2 separate regions of the Homo sapiens genome follow, and region 1 is linked to region 2. Evidence: chromatin contacts called from ENCODE Hi-C or POLR2A ChIA-PET data. All regions are on one chromosome and are shown on one strand. The core of a region is the stretch at or near the end of the contact, and the rest is flanking DNA. Distances in the headings are between cores, read along the strand shown.

Region 1 (3,477 bases), core at 104-2,603, 810 kb before region 2:
AGAGTACAGCCTGATTCCAATTCCAGCAGCCGAGGCCAGGAAGAAAGGGGGCAGCAGCTCCAAACGATTGCATTTATTATAAACAAGTGTACAGACCCTAGACTCAGAAACACAACAGATTTGAGCTAAGACAGCTCTGGTGAAACAGTAATAGAGGGAGGAGGAACACGAGGTATTCATGTCTGGGCCAGAGCTGCCATCCAGGGCCCCACACCCCACCTTTGGTCCAGATGGCCCATTGGCCCAGGTGTCCCTGCTGCCAGAACACCGTGGACTGGGGTACAGGAGTTGTTGCATATTCCATGAGGCTGGTGTCGGGAAGCAGGGACTCACAGTTGCCAGGTTGTCCATCTCTGAGCCAATTTCCCTCCACAACCCAGGGGTTTCAGTCTCATATCAACTATCATGTTTGAAACAGAAAACAGGCAAAATGTTTGGCTAAAATAAAATGAAAACACTGCAGGGAAGAGAACTGAGTGTGCTGGTGGACAGGAGCCCTGCTCACCTGTGGGAAGGGCAGGGCCAGCAAGGGCAGCAGAGCTCCCTGGGGGCAGCTAGGCTGTGTGTGCATGTGGCCCTCCAGCTGGTCCCAGGGGAGATGCGGGGACAGGGGACAGTCCAGGCAGACAGGTACAGCTGAGTAGGGCTCTGCCTGAGGTGTTCTGGCATCAGGAGGCTGCCTGATCCCCAACAGGCATGACAGGCTCCAGGGAGCAATGGGACATCTGCCCAAAGGATCAAAGTCCAACTTGGCCAGATCCCAAGCTTCGCCTGCATCATGTCCCTGGCTCTGCAACGGGTACCCCCAACTCCGGGGACGAGCCATGGCCTCAAGCAGCAGCTGGCTACGCTGCCGAAACCAGGACACATCTGCATCACACAGAAAGCTGCGCCACCCTGGTGTGACAGGCCCTACTTGGTCACCCTAGGGTAAGCTGGAGAAGAACTCCAGATGTGCCCTGGAGAGGCCCCCACCTCTCAGGGGCCACCTCACAGGGTGCCCCCCACCACCCCATTCTTTGAGTTTGGCTTGAGATTTTAGGAAGCATAATTTCAGGTGAGGAAGAGAACAAAGTCTGGTCCCAGCCCACTCTGGCAAGGATTGTTCCCCACCTTGTCAGCATCAGAGGAAGCCACATATACAGGCAGGACACACACAGCACACATGGGGCGTAAGGAACCGTGCCTGGACACACACAGCACACATGGGGCGTAAGGAACCGCGCCTGCACACCACTCACGCACACACACAACATAACCAAGTGGCAGCCAGAGAGGCCAGGGAATGCTCAGAGGGCCGCCTTCGGGGCATCCATGTAGGCCGGGTTGTAAGGAGGCTGGCTGGCGGGGTAGGGCGCGGCTGCTCCTCCTGAAAGCAGAGAGGACCCTGGTTGGCTGTGAGCATGGTGGGCTGCCGTGTGAGTGGCAGGCAAGCAGAAAGGGGCAGAGGCCTGTTGAGTGATGTAGTTTGGGATGGGTGCCCGAGGGATGCTGGCAGAGACTCGGGAAGTCGGGCAGGGCTAGAGTTGGCAGGGGCACTCACCAGCCAGGGTCTCGTGGTAGGCCGGTGGGCCCATGGGCTGGGCTGGGTAAGGTGGTGGGTACTGCATTGGGTAGGGTGCTGCTGGCATCCCTGGCTGAGGCGGCATGGTGTGGTAGCCCTGGTAGCTTGGTCCAGGGTAGCTGGGCGGCACACTTGGAGGCTGAGGATAAGGGGCATGCACCACAGTGGTGGATGTGGTGGTGGTGACAACCGCTGCAAAGAGAATTCCAGTCAGGACCCTCCTCCATCTCCCCAGGTCTTGAGAGCCAGGCTTGCCACCCATCCCTCCAGCTTAGCCAAAGCAGGGCCTGGTCAGCTTCCCTTACCACCCCAGGGGGTCACAGTGGGGCAGGGTGGGCACGCTTACGACGTGGTCGGCGGCACGTCTTGTAAAGGCAGCAGCAGGAGCAGGTGAAGCAGATGATGATAGTGACGACAGACAGCACAAAGATGGTCAGGCCAACGGCCAAGGTCGCTCCGAACCTGCCAAAGAGCTAGACGTGACCCGGGGCACCTCGCCCCTCCCCAGACCAGCATCCACACCTTCCCAAGGCATGCCCCTCTTGCCAGAAGGGGTCTGGGCAATACAGTTATAGCTACTTCCTTGTCGGGTGGCCTGCACCTGTTTCAATCTGTTTCCTCTTGTGTAAACTGGGGTATATGTGAGTCCCTGTAACTGTCTCTCCCTGGGTCTCCCCCGCTTGTCCCACCCTCAGAGGCATGGGAGGAAGCTCTTCAAGTCCCATGCCACACACATACATCTATCTTGTCCACCTCACAACCAACTGATCAGCAGATGGGTATAGGGCACATGCCACAAGCCAGGCACTGTGATTTGAGTCAAAAAACTTAACAGTGGGCAAGACAGCCAGCCCTGGCCTCTGGGAGCCCACAGTCCAGTGTAGGAGGCAGACAGTGAAGATAACATGGCTCACAAAGCACAGGGTGAAGACTGAGAGAAGCCCCAGGAGGGCAGAGGCCAGTGTGGCCAGAACAGGAGGCCCCCATTGTTCCCCTGCACTCCACAACAGCCCCAGGGCAGGGAGGCTGGCCCCTGAGTGATAAGGACAGTTGCCTCTGCCTGCAAGCTTGCTGTATGCCAAGCACCGTGCCAGGGGTCACACACACCCCTGGGTCCCCCACCTCTGACCTGCATGGCCACTTCCACAGGTGAGAGGGCCAAGAGCCAAGGGGAGGACACAGAGGCCTGGAGGCAGGAGGCCAGAGGGCCTGCCCTTTGAGAAAGCAGGCCCTGGGCTGGGAAGCTCACCAAAATTGACTTCTAGGAGGGGGCAGTGGCTCATGCCTGCAATCTCAGCACTTTGGGAGGCCGAGGAGGGCGGATCACCTGAGGTGAGGTGTTCGAGACCAGCCTGGCCAACATGGTGAAACCCTGTCTCTACTAAAAATACAAAAATTAGTCGGGCACGGTGGCGGGTGCCTGTAATCCCAGCTACTTGGGAGGCTGAGGCAGGAGAATCGCTTGAACCCGAGAGGCAGAGGTTGCATTCAGCCAAGATCACGCCATTGCACTCCAGCCTGGGGACAGGAGCAAAACTCTGTCTCAAAAATGAAAGAAAAAAAAAAAAACCTGACTTCCAAATGCAGACAGAGCCCCTTACTAGCCACCCTGCCGTGTTTGCAGAGGCCAAGCTTCATTCTTTTTCTTTTTTAATTTATTTTTTGAGACAGGGTCTCACTCTGTTGCCCAGGCTGGAGTGCAGTGATATGATCACAGTTCACTGCAGCCTCCACCTCCCAGGCTCAAGTGATTCTCCCACCTCAGCCTCCCCAGTAGCTGGAACCACAGGCATGCACTACCACATTTATTTTTGCAGAGACAGGGGTCTCACTATGTTACCTAACTGGTTTCCAACTCCTGGCCTCAAGCAATCTTCCCTCCTCGGCCTCTCAAAGTGCTGAGATTAAAACTG
Region 2 (3,050 bases), core at 490-2,989:
AGCAGCCAAGATGGCAGAACTTTGAAGTTTTTTTTTTTTTTTTTTTTTTTTTTTTTGATACGGAGTCTCGCTCTGTCGCCCAGGCTGGAGTGCAGTGGCGTGATCTCGGCTCACTGCAAGCTCCGCCTCCCGGGTTCATGCCATTCTCCTGCCTCAGCCTCCCGAGTAGCTGGGACTACAGGCGCCCGCCACCACGCCCGGCTAATTTTTTGTATTTTTAGTAGAGACAGAGTTTCACCGTGTTAGCCAGGATGGTCTCGATCTCCTGACCTCGTGATCTGCCCGCCTCGGCCTCCCAAAGTGCTGGGATTACAAGTGTGAGCCACCGCGCCCGGCCTGAAGTTTCATCTCATACATTCATCCCTTCTCCAAGTCAAGGTGCCTGGGACCAGGCAATTTCAAGTTACTCGGGAGAAGAAAAAGTCTAGAAGAGACCTGGTGATGGTCCAAAAAGATCTGGGGTAAGAGCGGGGAGCAGAGGCAAAGATGAAGCCAGGAAGTAGGGCCCAGCCTTCAATTAAGCCTCTCCCTAATGTGGGCAAAGGAGGGTATCAAAGGCCCCAGTGTCCAGATTCAAACACAGGAGTTAAGATGGAATTAAGACTTTTGTTTCTGCAACTTAAAAAATAAGGTTATTTTTAAAACCCGGTTATTTTACATCCACTACCCCTTTGGGTACTGCAAAGTGGTTTCCATGACTGGTTTTTGACATCAACGATTGACAACTAGCCCCTCAACTGGAACATATACACAAAATATAACTGTTTCCTAGGCCAGATTCTGAAGAATGTCTGTCAACTCCCCAAATGCAGTCACAGAGCTGCCAAGAGGAGGCAAGAGCACTGTCATGAACTAAATCTAGGATCTTCAACAACTTTTTCAGAAACAAGAATCCCCTTAATTGTAGCTGTTAAACCATCAAAATTAGAATCACCTTAAATTTTCTTTTCTCCAGTTTTCCCCCTCTCCTGCAGTTCTCCAAGACTCTCTTTCAGGTGCCAAAATGGAGGAATGCATCAATACATTTTCCTTGCTGGTTAGAGGTTTTCTCTCGGGGCACAGAGCATGTGGTTTTGCATTTACCGGGGCATGGTTTGTTGCAAAGGCAGGGTTCTCATTCTCAGGAGCACATGGGACAGCAGCAAAAGGAGCAGCAGAAGAGCAGGCTGCCAGAGGATGTCTTCTGCAGAGGAGCCTGTGCACGGGCAGCGAGAAGGAGAGCGGCGCGGCGCTCAGTTCCAGCCTCTGCTGGCCTGTGCACTCCTGGGAATAACTAACTCCTTCAAAGGCCCGGTCAATGGCTGCAGTCAGTTCCTTTCTGCATCTTCTTAGTTTTTCAGACATTTCTCCTAAAAGCGACCATGTCTTTATGTAATGCATTGGAAATGCACAGGACAACACAATAATGTTACAAATGAGGCTGCAAACTACCCCTGAATGGCCACGATTTCCTGGAGCTTGGCCCTGGCTATAGCAGGACCCACAACCCTCGGGCTTTCCTCCTGGAGTAGGCGGTTCTCGGCTCTCGCGGAGGAACCCGCCATCTGCCAGAAGCCCCAAAGACGCCCCGCCCCACTTCCCACAGCTTCCTGGCCCGCCCCGCCGCTGCCTCCCGCCCCACCGCGGCTCCCAGGCCGCTGGCCCTACCGGCACCCCCCCTTTGGCGAGTCGGCAGCCACGTCCTTGTCCTCACCCGCAGCGCAGTGACGCCGACCCATCCAACGGTCATCGCATGCGCGTGCCCCGCGCAGGCCCCAAACCCCCACGGATTAGGTTGAAGGTCAGACAAAAAATCCCGGACCCATACGTCCGGTTCCTTAAGGCCTTGCCCACACGCAGCGGCTGGCCCCGCGGTGGGAGTGGGGACGGGGCTTTCGAATGGGGGCCCCGGGAAGAGTCTTGGCAGGGATGAGGAAAGAACCCGTTCTAGAAAGCATCTGGGTAACACCAAAATGTATTACTACCCTAAATCGCCATGAACTGGAGCCCTTTCCCGGCTAACTCCCACAAAGATTTCTGTTCTCAAGCCAACATGGAAACAACTAGACGGGACACAGCACCGGGCAGTTTTATGTACTGACTTCCTTTAAGCGTTATCTAATAAAAAGTGTGTTATCTAATAAAAGTTCCACACAGTATTTAACCGTCTTAATTCATCTAGGGTAGCAGGGGATATAACAGAACTGCTGGGTTCCACAGGAGGTTGAGGGGCCAGGATCCCCAACACTAGATATCTTCCTTAGCGGGGAGAAAGCTGGAAATTACAAGATGACTCAACGGAGAAATGGGCTTCAGTGGGTAACTTTCAGAAAATTATAAACCCATATCAGTGCACATAGCGAGGGAAAGGGGAGTTTACTTGAGGTTTGGGTTACTGTGAGCAGACTACTTGGGGTGACTAGTATTGGCATCAGAACCAGAAATCCAGGCGCTCAGGGCAGCCCTGCAGGTGGGGTGGGTCTCCAGGCTGCTCCATACTCAGCGCCTGTGTTCCTCTCCATTCTTCGGGATCCATCAGACATACTCCATTGAGTACCCCCATCCCACCCCCTTTTCAGCTTCACAGGTTTCACAGAAATTTCTCACCACCTGTTTAAAAATAAAAATAATTCAGCCTCTTGACATAGCTTCTTCTAGGTAAACGGTCTTCTTTTTTTTTTTTTGTTTCCTTCTGCTCATAAAAGAAGGGTATTTCCTTGTCTGGTTTTTAGACAGAACACTAGCAGTCTGCAGAGTGTCAAAGATGTTCTCCTGGGGGATTACACTGGCGCTACAGGGTGGCAGGATCGTGGAGTCAGCATTAGTTGGTGTCCATGCTGCAAGCCTCATCATCCCCAAAGCCCTGCTGAGAGCTGCTTGGTCGTGTCCCTCCATCAGAGGAACCAGAACTGCTAAGTGAAGGTGTCTTATAAAATTCATCATCTCGACGTTGGTAAAATAGCACATAAGCTGCTTTAGTCTGAAATACAAGAGGGGGAAAGACCATTCAGTGCTTGGAAAAATCACCCATTTTCCCCAGCTTTTCTCTAGCTGTCCAAAACCCTCAAGGA

What was found. Hi-C counts contacts between places; a loop is a spot of excess contacts on that map. ChIA-PET counts read pairs that join two places held with the same protein, here RNA polymerase II (POLR2A). Pooled maps may share reads with other maps.
Region 1: a pooled map shows a loop between it and region 2 (3-fold over the local background). The contact joins the enhancer-like site here to the promoter of C3orf62 in region 2. A Hi-C loop is called at or near these places in 4 of 50 pooled maps. POLR2A ChIA-PET finds 5 or more read pairs at or near these places in 2 of 52 experiments (PC-9 and endothelial cell of umbilical vein).

What each region holds. Positions count from the first base shown.
Region 1 is chr3:48,467,818-48,471,294 of GRCh38, forward strand. SHISA5 (shisa family member 5) reads right to left here. Exons shown (of 6, transcript NM_016479.6): 4 at 1,911-2,026; 5 at 1,544-1,756; 6 at 59-1,369. The coding sequence ends at 1,290. Among named protein-coding and RNA genes, the nearest start is that of TREX1, 3.3 kb to the left of the region's middle. RefSeq lists enhancers at 1-102, 244-1,010, 2,104-2,253. Within about 2 kb of position 1,354, at least 5 of the 41 ENCODE cell types and tissues checked have a DNase peak (open chromatin) inside an H3K27ac peak, as active enhancers do.
Region 2 is chr3:49,275,493-49,278,542 of GRCh38, forward strand. It overlaps C3orf62 (chromosome 3 open reading frame 62), which reads right to left and starts at 1,740. Exons shown (of 3, transcript NM_198562.3): 1 at 935-1,740. The coding sequence starts at 1,380. It overlaps USP4 (ubiquitin specific peptidase 4), which reads right to left. Exons shown (of 22, transcript NM_003363.4): 22 at 1,652-2,959. The coding sequence ends at 2,801. RefSeq lists an enhancer at 1,354-1,423 and a silencer at 1,564-1,763.